Linked DNA regions of Mus musculus: all the other regions are linked to region 1. Evidence: chromatin loops called from intact Hi-C (ENCODE). Cell type or tissue: heart. All regions are shown on one strand.

Evidence for each region. Hi-C counts contacts between places; a loop is a spot of excess contacts. Peaks named below come from ENCODE experiments on the same cell type or tissue, not always from the same donor. Only the 100,000 strongest peaks of a DNase experiment are listed, where the experiment ranks them.
Region 2: it touches region 1 in a loop (4-fold over the local background); 4 of 42 quality-filtered maps call a loop at or near these places.
Region 3: it touches region 1 in a loop (11-fold over the local background); 9 of 42 quality-filtered maps call a loop at or near these places.

The regions. Positions count from the first base shown.
Region 1 is chr4:12,536,415-12,541,414 of GRCm38, reverse strand. No RefSeq gene overlaps it. Among named protein-coding and RNA genes, the nearest start is that of Gm46846, 360 kb to the right of the region's middle. In heart, a CTCF peak has its summit at 2,630; no DNase peak of the experiment used is centred here; H3K4me3 peaks cover 256 bases; H3K27ac peaks cover 303 bases.
Region 2 is chr4:13,096,542-13,101,541 of GRCm38, reverse strand. Gm11820 (a long non-coding RNA gene) reads right to left here. Exons shown (of 9, transcript XR_390410.3): 4 at 4,935-5,000; 5 at 4,692-4,792; 6 at 1-486. Among named protein-coding and RNA genes, the nearest start is that of Gm11820, 7.7 kb to the right of the region's middle. In heart, CTCF peaks have their summits at 443 and 2,492 (motif pointing left); no DNase peak of the experiment used is centred here; H3K27ac peaks cover 151 bases.
Region 3 is chr4:14,432,647-14,437,646 of GRCm38, reverse strand. It overlaps the pseudogene Gm11836. Among named protein-coding and RNA genes, the nearest start is that of Gm2560, 140 kb to the right of the region's middle. In heart, a CTCF peak has its summit at 1,918 (motif pointing right); no DNase peak of the experiment used is centred here.

The DNA.
Region 1 (5,000 bases):
TCAGACTGAATAAATATTAGGAAAGGGAAAAAAATTAAGGAAGCTTGGAGCCTTTAATCCCAGCACTTGGGAGGCAGCAGCAGGCAGAATTCTGAGTTCAAGGCCAGCCTGGTCTACAGAGTGAGTTCCAGGACAGTCAGGGCTACACAGAGAAACCCTGCCTCGAAAATAAAATAAAATTTAAAAAAAAAGGAAAAAAAAACAAAGAAAGAAAGAAAGAATGCAAGCTTGGAAAGAGAAGTCAGTCTCTGCAAGTGGGACCTTTGGTTCATTGTCTTTTTTTCTTATGAATTGGATTCAAACTTCACCCAATGGGTTATCTTCTGTAATGTCATAGCCATGGTCATGTGCACATCATTAAAGACTGTATTTTCACTATAATCTTTTTTCTCTCCCTTTGTGTTTTGTGTATGTGTCTGTGCACGCATGTGTGTGTGTGCAAGCACACATGCAAGTGTGTGTGTGTGTGTGTGTGTGTGTGTGTGTGTGAGAGAGAGAGAGAGAGAGAGAGAGAGAGAGAGATCTCAGTCTAAGGAAAAGTCAGAGGCACATTTCAGATTCTTCTATTTTTCTTCACCTTACTTGGAAGCCAGAGTTTTTCTTATTAAAACTGCCTTTTGTTGTTTCCATTATACTGGCTGGCTAGCAAAATCCCACAGTCTTCCAATCTCCTTTCTCCCAGAGCTGGGGTTACAAGTGCACACTACCTTTACATGGGTCCCAGGGAGCCAAATCTATGGAGCATCTTTTAGACACCACAATACTTGTTAGCACTTTCTGTACTTCTGTTGTCACTGCCTGTGATTATTTGCTTGAATAGCCAATAGCTACCTTAACTTACCAAAGGCTTTTATGTAGACATATCCGATTATAGTCCGCTTCAGCCGAAGGGTGGAACAGTAAGCTTTGGTTTTTGTTTTTCTTTTTGTTTTTTAGAGAAACTAGGCATATTTGGCTAAATGACAATAGTTTCGAGGTGTTTCTCAAAAATATGAAATCCCTTTCTTTTCTAATCCTTTTCTTGATTTTCTCCAAAATTAAAGGCTGTCTATTTCCTACCTGTCCCCTATAGCCTGGTGCACTGTAATAGATGGGTAGCATGTATGATTAAGATTCTGACAACTTTGGTTAGCACAGTGAAGCAAAGATGTTAGAAATATTCATGTCATTCAGTGGCTATTTGGCTTTCAATGGTTAAAGGATTTGCTTTCCAATTCTAACTCAGAACCTCCCGGCACTAAAGAAGCTTGGAGTGGTTGTCCATCTTCTGCTTTGTCGAACTCAGTTGTCCTATGCAATATGATATTACAAACTATGTGTACACTAAAAGGTAATGGGCCAAAAATGCTTGATTGCTTAAAAGGGGAGTCTGCTAAATACGAAATTATTGAATTGTTATTATCCTTCACTAAGTAATATATACAACTGTGTTTTAACATTTAATACCATTACTTAACATGTGAAAGTAAATAAATAAAATGGGCTAACAGAGGCAATACCATAATATTATTTAATCTGCAGTTCAAGGTGCATTTAAAAATAATAATTTTGTAAAGAGCATTCAGAAACATTTGATCTTTAAAATGCATACTTTTGCTTATTCTAGTGTTTGTTGATTTGAAGGGTTTGAGGTCAGCCCAGTAAATATTCAGTTTGCTTGGCACAAACTGTGCAGGAATCTAATAGAAAGCAATATTGTTGAAAATGGATATCAATTGAAAACAGAGAGCAGTGTCAACTATTCCCCACTGGGAACAGACAACAATAAAACCAGTCGAGCATTACACAGCCGAGCCTGCCAAATGTCATTAGAGTAGAGAAAAAAGGAAAGGAACATGGTAGGGAAAGAGGCACTTGGCTTTATTTCTTTTTCCTCTGATTTAAAAAGATACACACACACACACACACACACACAAGAGAGAGAGAGAGAGAGAGAGAGAGAGAGAGAGAGAGAGAGAGAGAGAGAGAGAGAGAGAGGTGGGGGAGGGGGAGAAGGAGAGGGAGAGGGAGAGATTGGAGTTTTCAGAGTAAGGATAATAAAATGAGAATTGCCCAAGCCAGTCACACTGTTCCCTTAGGGCTGGCATATTTTGCTTTGCTTCCAAAAGTAATTGTCTTAAGAAAATTTTACAAATATTTGTATTTCTTCGGTTGATTAACACCCCACCCCAAAATTCTTTGGATCGTCTGCATCTCTAATCACAAAGTTCCCAGTTTTAAAGCAACACTATAATGTTCGGTACTATGATCACATTTGGAGCATTGCTTAGTTAATTGATCTGAGTACCTGGCCTTTGCAAAATCTTCATTGTTATTGCCAAGTATCAGTGGAGAGACTCCCAGAAGGAGCAGACTGCAGAAAGCCCTATGGCAAAGAGAGATACTTGCAGCAGCTCTGAAACCTGTCAAATGATGGGATGCAGTTATAGAATGGCTGGGGAAAGGGAGCACGGAAGAAACTGACTTCCCTTCCTCACCTAAATCCCGATTTGAAACCCAGTGGTGTGACCACCCCCTAAACTTCTACTGTATTTGTGGCATTTTCATTGATGACTTGTAAATTTTCAAACAAAGAAAAATTGTCTCCTACAGACAATGGTCAGGCTACTGAACAGCCAGCCAAGAGCTCCCCCTAGTGAGGTTGTATACATATTAACATGAGTTTTCAACCGCACTCCATCGTGCACATGTGAAAGAGTACAAACACACACACATACACAGCTTAGTCTTGACTCACTATTCCAAAATATTATTTATTGATATTCTTTGAGAAGAACATTTTTAAAAATCCCCCAAACTCTCCTGATTATTTTTTCTGCACTGTGCTGTTAAATCCATACCAAGGCTGTACAGCCAGAGAACTCCCTCTGAATGAAAAATTGTTGCAGTGATCAAATCATTTTGAAATAGCAATAATCACATATTGGCTCCCAATCTGCATCCTAAAGTAGATGCTATCAACGTGGAATGTCCTCAGGGGCGGCATATTACTACATAATTAGCATAATAACTTTGTTGTGTAAACAAAATAAAAGACAGACTTGAAGACAAGAAATAATATCTTACAGTGCATTGATGTCTCCAGCTTCTACAGAAAATCCTCCCATCCTTGACCAACCTGTTCTTTCTGTTACAGCAGGGCTGTGATTAAACATGTAAGGATCGGTGCCAGCAGCTCTCTGTGTCAGTGGATCTCATGTGTGAGCACACACGTGTCCATGTATTTTATTGCAGAGAGATGTACAGAACGCTCAACCTCTCCATATTTAACAGAACTAATTTGCGATAATATCTAGTATAGCATCTCCCTAATCAACCCTAATTCTCTCAAATACATTTTGGCTTTCTCCAAAAAGATATTTTATTGGTTTTTATGATCCTTAATAGGACTCAAAAGGGAGAGTAGGGATTATTTAGGGAGAAGGAAGTGGCAAGTGTAGAAATCAGATGCAGAGATGAAAGGGATTTAATGGCTTTCTTAAAATTCTTTGAGAGTCATATCAACATTTTTAGTAAAATACAAATGACTGTGGTTTTATAATTAACAGCTGCTTATGTTAAGTACTGAGTGTCCCCTTGCTCCTGCTAATATTTTTTTTTTCTTAAACCACAAATCCACACGACCAGAGGTAATAGCTGTAAGATGTTGCAGGCACCTTAGAATTTGGTTTTTGTGCTGCTACACAATCACACATGATCCTGGAAGCTGGCAGACAGGAAAATGGCTCAGACAGGAGATGGTCAAAACATGTTGTTCATATTACTGCAATGCTTTCAGCAGAAAGCATATGCATATAAACTCTGAGTTCACTGGGACCCCTTTTTTATGAATGCTATTGCTTTCTTCCCTTGGGGGCTGGTGACAATGTCAGCCTCTGCAATGCTTTGGAGGGACAACCTGCAATGGAAATACACACAATACAATGTGATGTATCTTACAATATTTCATAAAGTACATGTTTTACAAATTCGTTTAATGTACCCGAATATTTGTCTTTTCCAGGCTTGTAAACTTCTATAAGACAACAGCGATGACAAAAAGACAGGTAAGGGCAGGGGAGAGAGTGGGGCCGAGGTACTTCATACAGGGAGAGGTGGGGCTATAATTTACTGCCATCGGCCACTCTGTTAGGGCTTAGACTTCACGTTGGTAAAACTCACACCTGTGTTGGGCTTATTCTCATGCAGGTTGTGAGCGCATGATTCAGCCTGCAGAAACTGGCTTTCCTTCCTTACAAAAAGGAAAATTATAATGCTCAACACCTCCCTGAATCAAAATGAAGCAACCATAGAAAGAACTGAATTTAGACCTATTATGTTAATTAAAATTCTGTCAGCATCTCTGAAAGTGTAATTTGGCCCAATGTGTTAAAAAAACAACAACAACAACAACAAAACATCATGAAAATTAGCTAATGAATATTGTGCAGTCACTTTCCTAACATAAAATAACTCAACCATTTAAATTGCACGGATTCCAAAATGGCCTAATTTACAATACATTTTTTTCTGGTTTGTTGTAGGAGAGCTTAACCTAATAGCGTGGTGAGATTGCATCCTTTTTAAGTCCTAATTCTTTATAAATTAACAAGAGACTGAATATTCATACGAGTTTGGCTACTACATGCCTACATATTAAACTCTGATGATCTTGACTGATGCTCAACAGCATCAATCAGAGTTTGGTCCTCCCATCACCTCACATGCGGTTCAGAATGGGCAGTCTCAGGCTCTTGTTGACAATTACATCTGATGCTGGGATCACACATTGTCCTTGGATTTCCTTCACTACACTATGACCAAAATCTCCCCTTGCCTAGGACCTTATAGGACGGTTGTGAGCATTAGCATTAGTAGGTGCATAAAGTACTTACCTGAAAGTGCTTAACAAATTCATAGATGATTACTTTTAAAGCATTCTCTTTTTTTGTATGTGTGTGTGTGTGTGTGTGTGTGTACGCACCTGCACATCCATGCAGTAAAAACTGCATTTCCTTCTA
Region 2 (5,000 bases), 560 kb before region 1:
AGAAATGTTAAGTGTCACTTTGCCCAGACTTTACTATAATCTAATTATTGTAAATTATGTGAACAGCTGTCACCAGCATAAGCAAATAACAGATTTTCGTTTTATACTAAATGCATTGATTATTGTTGTCAAACACTTACATTACATATGATCACATGGTTGCAACAATAGTTCTATTCTAAGCTGACCACTGATACATAACATAATTCTAAACAGTGTCGTGCATTGTAAATGTGCTAGTCCTCTGCTATTGAGTGGAAGAGAGGCTGGCCTATCTTGGTTATGTCTATCAGTATTATAGCATAGACTATCTGTGTGCCCATTCTGGTTAATTCTACTTCTTATGCTATTTTACGTGATGTGAATGGCTATTATTTAGAATGGTATAACAAACATAACTTAATTTTTGACTTCCAAATGCAACTCTACCATGTATTGCCACCAGGACTAAAATAGCAGCAGCGTACTCTGGGATGATGTCATTCCCTATAAATAAAACAAAACAAGAAAATCAGGCATAAAAAAAAATCTACAAGCCAATGAGAAATAGCTCAGAACTGAAGTAACTCCATAGTTCTAACAGAACAAAGAAGTTCTTCCTGACTCTTAATTCCCTTGTCATTGTTCTCCAAGTAACAAAACTTATCAGGATTGATTTATTTGAAACAAATAGTGTTGATGTTCTAAGATATAATATTGGCATAGTAATCTTGGAAATAATAATAAGAACACAATTATATAATACCATGTAATTTAGACGATGGTAATTCTTAATACTCATAAGAATACTATTGTCTTTATGTTAGCATAAAAATATCAGGCTTCTGAAACCCTGCAGTGACCTCTATATTAAATCCAGTGTTCTGACTGAAACCATGCTACAGGACCCCATTTCATTTGTGGGGCTTACTTTGTTGATAAGGTGCCTAAAAATCTGAAAATTAGAGAAATGGCTCTTATTAAAAACAAAATATTCATTATAAAATATTTTATAGTTATATTACATATTATAATTATATATTATAATATAGAAAGCAAAACATTCTTAGGATATAAGAATAAGAATCCGGCTACCTGCTGGAGTCTTAACTGGACTGTCTGCTGCCTGAAACTTATATTGTTATATACCCTTCCACTCTAAGTCATGCTTACCTAAGGATAACACACTGAACACTGGTAAAGGACATTTTCAGTTAATTCACTCTCTAGGCAGACACGGATGCAGGGAGGACAGGTCTTGGGAGGACCCTGCCAATTTACCAAGCATCAATTCTCTGTGTACAGAGGGGAGACTAGATACCACAACATGGACACTGAAGGACCAATTCGAGTGGCCACTTAAGATCAGAAATACAATTTGAGTTGGTTAGCACAATGATTAGCATTAAAAAGAGATGGAACGGGCCCAGCAAGACAGCTGGGCAGGTGAAGACTCCACCCTCTAAGTGTCATGATGTGGGCTGGATCATTGGGATCACATGATGAAGAAAACTGACTCTCAGATGTCATCATCTGATCTCCATACCCACACCATCATACACATGTGCACACACACATTCATATAAAGCCAAGAAGTAGACACATTATACGAACATAAAACCACTGACTTAGTGTTTAGCATTTTGAGGATAGAATCTAGAGCCTTGTTCATGCTACACAAATGTTCAACCACTGGCCTACTTCTCAGCCAGCCACAATTCATTTTCTGCTTTAATTATAATTTTAATCTTTCTTTCTTTCCTTTTTTTCTTTCTTTCATCTTTAAAAAAAAATGTGTGTATGGGTGTTTTGCATATGAGCATGTCTGTGAATCACATGCATGGCTGATGGCTACTAGAACCCAGAAAAGGTCATTTGATTCTCAGGAACCCACTGTGTGGGTGCTGGGGCTTGAACCAGTATCCTCTGCAAGAGCAGCAAGTGCTCTTAATTGCTGAGCCATCCGGGCAGCCTGTTATTCCTTTCTTTCTTCCCAATAAATACAGGGTTTTCATTCTTGCAGGTCCTTTACATCAGAGTTTTCAATATAACAATATCTCATTGCCATTACAGAGAAAATAAGGATGATATCAGATATCAAGACTGTCTCATCAATAATGGTCCCATGGGAGAGTGGAAGAAGACAGCATAATTTGTAAATGATAGGATGGGCTAATTTTTCAGAAATTTCTTCTGGAAGAATAGATATAAATGTCAAAGAAATAACTGTCTTTCATCTAGCGCCATAGGATAAAATACTTAAACGTGGCAAACACTTTGGACCTTGAGAAACAAAGCACACACATAAATTGTGAGATGTCCATCCCTGGTTAATTTAATAAGGTCAAAATCCTTTTATGTATACAGGCATCATCGTTCATCTCTACTTGTTTATATGTAAGAGATATGGACTGTGCAGAGGCCATTATGTCTCCTGGTAGCTATAAAGCTACCGTGGACATCTCCTTCCACTTAACTTGTCAAACTGCACCAGCTGCCCCCCCTACTGGTAGTGGGGAAATTGCAGGGTAGACTGTTGGTGTTCCTTGTCAAGTCTACATCAGCCCTTTGAGGTTATAAACTAGGATTTAAAAGGTCGAGCAATGGTCTTGTTTGTTTGAACAGAAAGGTAATCTACACATCACTGTCACTGAAGCCTGGAAAGATGTCAGAAGGCAGGTCATTTCTTTCTACTAAAGTGTCTTTTCTTTTATTACCAGCTCTATAACAAGATTATTGAAATGATTCAACAATAGTCATGGCACTGCTATAGAAACCTGTTGAAAGTAAATAATAAAAGCATTTTATCTGAATGGCTGTCATCTTCCTGTTGAGGGATATATTTGTTACATAAGTGCATTTGTGTGTGAGTCTGCCTATGTGAGCTGCTCTAATTTGGTTATGCGGATAGGTGCCATTGTAACTTCATTTTAACCCTATTAGCAAAGAGGGGAGGGCAAGCAGTCTCAAACTGTAAGTCAAAGGAATTGCAACATGACTGAGTGCACTTGAGTCCCAACTGTAATTTAGCATTTGTATTCATCTTAAGCAGCTCAATTAGAAGAAGAAGAAAAAAGGCCACTGCCTTTAGAATAATGTTTTAAAATGCACTGGCTATTCTTAATGACAGAGGGTTAACCATTTTGTCTGTAAATTGTATCCTGCATTATATGTAGATTGGATCAATTTTAATAAATTAAACTACTATTTATAGCTTAGTATTTAATTTCCTTAAATATCTTTTTTATTATTTATAATACTAAACAACATGGACTGAGGAATTTTTAATTATGCTATGCTTTTCTATTTTATTCTTATCAGGAAACCATGATTTTGCAAAGATTTAATAATATTTTCATTTTCCTTAATTTCAAGTAAGTTATATTATCTGAAACTACTGAAACTGACTTATTAATGAAGAAAATTGCTTATAAAGTAGAGTAAAGAGACCATATTTTATCAATGTATCTAGAGCTTTGTCCTCGTGGTTCTGCCTAGTGGGTGCTGCTTGTTAAAAGTGAGACAGATAGTTCTTGGCTAAAGTTCCACAAATGGGGAAATGTGTGGACCTTTATACAGTCTTCTCTCTTGGATGAGGAGACATTTTTATTCCTAGGGAAGAAATAACTAAGTCACTCCAGGGAAATCTGCGCCAGAGAAGAAAGATTGCACAAAAGCAATGTCTCTCCAATTCTACTGTCTAGAAGGAATGGATAAGACAATGGGACAAAGAGACACTTTGTCTATCTAACAAGAGTATAAGGCAACATGTTACAGGTGGGACATATCTTAGTTGTTGGAAATGTTTTCTATTAAAAACTAGAAGCAATTAACCTAATTGAATGGTTTGCGTTCTCCCTCTCTCTCTCTCTCTGTCCATCTCTATCTCTGTCTCTCTTTGTGTGTGTGTGTGTGTGTGTGTGTGTGAGAGAGAGAGAGAGAGAGACAGACAGACAGACAGAGAGAGAGAGACAGAGATATAAACAGAAAGAGATGTATGTACACCTATGAGTAGGGAAGATATGCTCACTCATGGGTGTGGACAGAGCACAGGTCAAGGGAAGGTGAGCTTTTGATACTTGCTATGTATCCAGCTAATATCCCCGCCCACAGTAATATGTTTCAGATGCTACAAGTATTGTTACACTGATTCTTATTTAATGTTCACAGATCACAGTGCAGTATGGACTTTATGATGCTCTCCCTGTGCTAAGATGACTCAGGGCCATCGTGGGCCTTGCTCGACTGCGTGGATTAGTTTCCTTATTTGGCTTTCTTTTTGAATTGAGTATAATTCAAATATGAAGATAATTTATCCTAGCAAATTTCAAGAGGGAAAATACTTTCTTGGTAACTTGATAGCATCTTGAAATTATACATTAACTTTGCTATTTAAGAGGACAGAACAGAATTTTCAGGTGCATTCTGAATATACTGGTCAATACAATTAGTATTTTTTCTCGCTTTCAATTCTATTAAGATTGTGTTATCTGAAGCTCTGTCTGGAACTTGATTATGATTCTGAAGATTATGGGAACCACAGGACTGTTACTATTAGTGTAAAAGGCAATTAATTTCAAGAGAGTGACTTTTGACTCTTTTTAAATATTTCATTCTAAGTAATAAATATTCACAGTAGGAAATAAATCTGAAGAAAATGCATAAAAAACTGTGCTAAGGTATGAACTGATTTATTTAATGTCTACTCCTACCTTTAAAGTGTAGCTGAAGTCTAGATCTATATGGCATTTGTTCATTCTTGTCAATGAAACACTTTAGCCAAGTAAAACCGAAGTTAGCTTCACGCTCCTGTCTGTGAACAAATCAAAGCTCCGAAAGATTAAACTGCTGCCTCAGATATATGCAGACACGTACACAGCATCAAAACTCCCATGACGCTCAAAATGAAATAACTGACAATTCGTGTGTAAATTAAAGGTGCCTGGAAATATTACCAAAAGTCATTTTCCATACACAGGTCTTGCAAGGGATTGGAAAAGGAAGCAAGTTCCTGCGCAGCG
Region 3 (5,000 bases), 1.9 Mb before region 1:
AAAAAACAAACCACCAATAAAATTGTAAATGAAAGGCAGAATGTTAATAGATAAGGTATTTGAGAACATCCAAGAATTTACCCAGTGCTACCTAGTTAATGGCTGTGAATGTTAGTCAGTAATATAAGGTGCATTTTAAACTTTCTTCTGAAATAGTTTTTAAAATACAGAAAGAACAAGTCTCTAACAAATGAACAACAATGGCAAAAATCAATAAAACAAACAGTATTCAATAAATTGAGAAGGGGACTAGAAGTCACTCTAGTGAGAAAGATTCTGCTGCCTGTGTAGAGATCACAGACTTTGCTACTGGGCATATTTATTTGAGATTTTTTTTCTCTCAGGATGAGTTATTTCCTGAGATCTGCTTCAGTTTCTTACCCAAATAGGCTCAAGCTGATCGTCCTCTTTCTGTTGGCTGGAAAATATCCAACCATGTCTACATCACAGCAGAGAACATAATTTAAGCTCAAACTGTGATTTTATCTATCTAAAAAGGATAAAATGAATTACATATTCCAGTTGAGCGTATGTATTCATAAACAGTTAAGCACACCAAAGTGACCAGTAGTAGCACTGGAATAGTCTAGCATCTGACTCTGATGGTCTTCCCTGGGCTGGTCACATTTGGAAGTGAAATGCCTTTCCTCCCCCCCCCCGACCCCTGCCATCCCCTCCACACACCCTGAAGATCATTTTAATGAGTAGGCCAAATGTTTTCTTTATCACTTATTTTATACAATGCTACACTAATAGTGAATGCTTACGTGGCTTTTGCCTGGTGCCAGTCAGTGCTTTGCATACATTAACACATTTAATCCTCATGATAGAACTGTAGGAGGTAGGACAATGCTCAATCCTCATTTATTAAGTGCTCTGAAACAGGGTCCCAGAGAAGTTTGGTACTTTGCTCAAGATCACACAGGTGGTAAATGGCAGAGTCCGGTTTTTGGTTAGTCCGAGATGCTGCTCAAACTCTAGACTGCAGTGTGGGGAGGATCTGCTCTCACTTTCCATGTAAAACAGCATCATTCAAGAAACTTACTCAAAGAAGTCCCGGTGTGTGACCCAGAGAAGCAGCAACAGAGAAAGGTAACACTGGAAAAGAGAAAGAATAGTTTTCTGGCAATGCTGCCTCAATATTTAAAATACATCATTCAGTTAGTAAAAGCTTAGTGGTCCATTGCTAGATATATAGTGATAGACGTTCAGAAACTTGTCCGGTGTTATACAGGAGACTTAAACCCACATCTACTGGAACCCAGAAGGAAGGTGAGAACTACATCTCAGGCCTGATTTCTGTGGACCTTTGGGGAGACTACTTGAGTAAGCACCAGAAGTTCACCATAGCTGCAAGGGACTCATCCAGGATTGGCAGTATAATTAATAGCCATAGAATTTTAACATTAGCTGCTGGTAGCTTCACACCAGCTTACTACTCACTCAATATTTGGATATATGGTCATTTGGGTACTTGGTACTTATATGTGTTTTAATTCAGTTTTGGAAATTATATGCAAAATAGGCAAAGCCTGTCAAGAGCAGTGGTAAGTGCTGTTGATTATTATAAAATTCCCTGTATTTCCGTGTTGTTTGATTCCAATGCTTCACAGAGCACATTGTTACTGCTTCAGAGTATGTTTAGATGGATATAGGTTGGAAGGATAAATCTCTTGTAGTCACCATTATTATTTACAATAATAGGCCTGGAGAGTCACTAAAGAATGTCAATAATTTTACTTTTTAAGAGGAAATCAGTGTGATTGATAGCAGCACCATAAAATAATATGAAATATATATGGTATCAAGTCCAATATAAAGGTACACTTGTTCCCAAGGGAGAGAATGTGTACTCCTAAACATTTATTTTGAAGGTAGAAATGTTAACAGACTTGGAGATGAAATTAGACTCTTCCACAAGGTGTCACTATTTCTCTTTGTTGAAAACGCTTTGCTATCCAGTTGCTTCCGAGCCACTTTAAATAAACAGAAATGAAGTAAATAATTCCTCCATTTTTAATGAGGGAGTCAACCAGCATAACAAACGGTCTACAGAGAGACACATTTTGATATTCAACCCAGCCCTGCATGCCAACTTTAATACTGGCTCAGTACAAGCTCCTTAGCACAGAGGATGACTAGTGTGGTATTGATACATATTTATAGAGGAGGATGCAAGTACAGTTCAATGATCTGTTCAGCTCTAAAGAAAACTGTGAGTAAAAGCAATTTCCCTGCTAAAAAGCAAGGATTTTAATTATCGCCTACAAAACGCCACAACCATCTTATCACACGTCCCTCCATGCTCAATGCTATTGACCCAAGTAAAGACAATTAAGTTCTAAAACCACTAGAAAATGGACTGTGAGGAATTTACAGCGCCCTTCTGTGGCAGCCATCAGATCATAATCTCAAGAGCTTGATTTGATTTTACATAAAGCAGAAGGGCCACTTTTTTCTCAGGCTATTGTCTTTCTCATGCCATGGTCATTTTTCTATGTCTGTCTTAGTCCATCAAAGGCAGCGTGACAAGATATCATAGATGGGGTGGTGCAGAAGACAGAAATGTATTTTCTGACTGCTCTCAAGGCTGAGAAGTTTGTGAGCAAGGCTCTCACAGATCTTATGCCCAATAAAGGCTCTCTTTCTGCCTCTTTTCTGATGTTGGCTGCTTTTTTCACTATATTATTTCACAGTGGTCAAGAAGGGTGAAGGATGGGGAAGAATATGAATGGATGAATCTTGTCTCTCTTTGGTTAAGGTCATTCATGAAGGATTAACCTTTAAGAGCAAGTTTTCTTCAAAACTCTCCACAAAATACTAGTCTAACCATTTTATTTGTATTAGGCTTCCTGATGTGAACTCCAAGAGGACACAAACATTTCATCTATAGAACAGTCTAAAATACCTTAACCACAAGTCCTAGGGAACAGATCAACAGCATAGTGACACGGCCTGAAACAGAACATTTGGAAACCTTTGCATCTTTCAGACAACAGGAGCCTTTCTTTCTTTCTTTCTTTCTTTCTTTCTTTCTTTCTTTCTTTCTTTCTTTCTTTCTTTCTTTCTTTCTTTCTTTCTTTCTTTCTCTCTCTCTCTCTCTCTCTCTCTCTCTCTCTCTCTCTCTCTCTCTCTCTCTCTTTCTTTTCTTCCTTTTTTTTTTTTGAGAGCAAAGAGAGCAAATTTTATTTGGTGAAGGCAAACATCATCCAAAAGAAACCAGATGGGCAAGGTGCTGTGACAGGGGAGCCTCTGGGGCCACACAGAAATCACACTGGGCAAGGAACAGGCTCGGGATACAGAATGTCCTCAGCTATTCAGCACCATCTCTTCATAGTTGATGCAACCATTGCTGTCCTCATGCCCTGCCACTAGCATCTCTACTTCTTCCTCTGTCATCTTCTCGCCCGGTGTGACAAGGACATGACGGATTTCAGCACCCATGACGGTGCCATTTCCTTCCTTGTCAAACACACGAAGGCATTCAACATAATCATCGTAGGTTCCCTGGTCCTTGTTCTTGGCCACGGTCTGCAGCATGGGCAGGAAGTGCTCAAAGTCCAGCACCTTCACATTCATCTCATCACTCTTGGGGTTCCCCAGGACCTTGAGCACCTCGGCATTGGTAGGGTTCTGGCCCAGGGCCCACATCACATCCCCACACTGGCTGTACAGGATCTTGCCATCGCCTGTTCGGTCAAACAGCTGGAAAGCCTCCTTGAATTCTGTGGTCGGGTCCTCGGTGAAGTCACACATCTTGGCTGCTGAGCTCTGCGGGACCTTTTCCGGCAGTAATGGCCAACAGGAGTCTTTGTGCCAGACATGTTTGCACCCATCTGTGTGTGAACTCAATAAAACGCATTTGGTGAAAATGTACCAGTCAGTGAGGGTGATCAGTTTATTCAGCAAATATTTGTTGAGCTCTGATTTATTTTATAGTTTTAGTAGAAAATGAAGGTTTGGAAATATGAAAGGGAAAAATGCCAGGTATCATGGAGCATCCTGTCTGATAAGGAAGAATGACAATCAAAGAAGTGTACTATGCTTCCTAGGCAATGATTGGTGTCTCCTTAGTATTCACACAATGCAGACCAAGAGCCTCTGCGCCTGGGAGGCTCTGAAGTTCAAGCTCAAGAAGCTGCGGATGCCCACTGAAAATTAGCTTTTCTCAGCATTGTCCACTTCCCAGGAAACCCTAAGACCACACCTCCAGATTAAGTTTGGAATCACATGATATTATGCTCTGCACTTAGTCTAAGTAAGCTATGTGTTTATGTCAATAACATTAATTTGAATGTTTCCTCACATAAACAAATTATGGGGAAAAATAATGAGCTAAATTTTCTTTTCTGATGAAGGTAACCTAGATAGGTCTTCATAAAAAAGCAGGGCAGGGTTATTGGTCATATTGTCAGGTCTTTGTCTTCATGAGATATTTCATTGATTGATCAGCATTTGTACCAAAATAAATGACTAGTTTTCTTCTCAGCAGAGTATTAAGTGTTTCAGCCCCCAGACAAGGCCATTCTCATTTCCATTTAACATTGCTGATACGTGCAGATAAGTGCTTTCCCCTGCCACTTTGGAAGTTTTAGAAATTGACAGAAAAGAACAGAAGTCTGCAAGTTGGGTTATCAAAGATGAGGACGAGAGAGCAAAATGAAACCAGATGTGCAACTACTGAATGTTGGCATCATTCTCTGAGTGAGTGATAGAATGTAGCAGTTGCCACTTAGAAAGCTAGGCAGAAAACTAGTGAAGAGCAAGAGCATATATTCATGCCTGCTTTGCATGAAAAGGTACATTTTAAAGTTTGATGTGATATGATTCAGCTTAAAAAAAAAACCTGTGTAGGTGTTGCTAGTGGGAATGCCTTTAAGTTTGCAAAATTAGTTTATAATCTACTTGTAATATGCAAACAAATAAAACTTGTGTCTTTTTTTTTTTTTTAATCACTGCTCTTTTCTTGGCAGGTTTTTATTCTGTTATTATATCAAAGC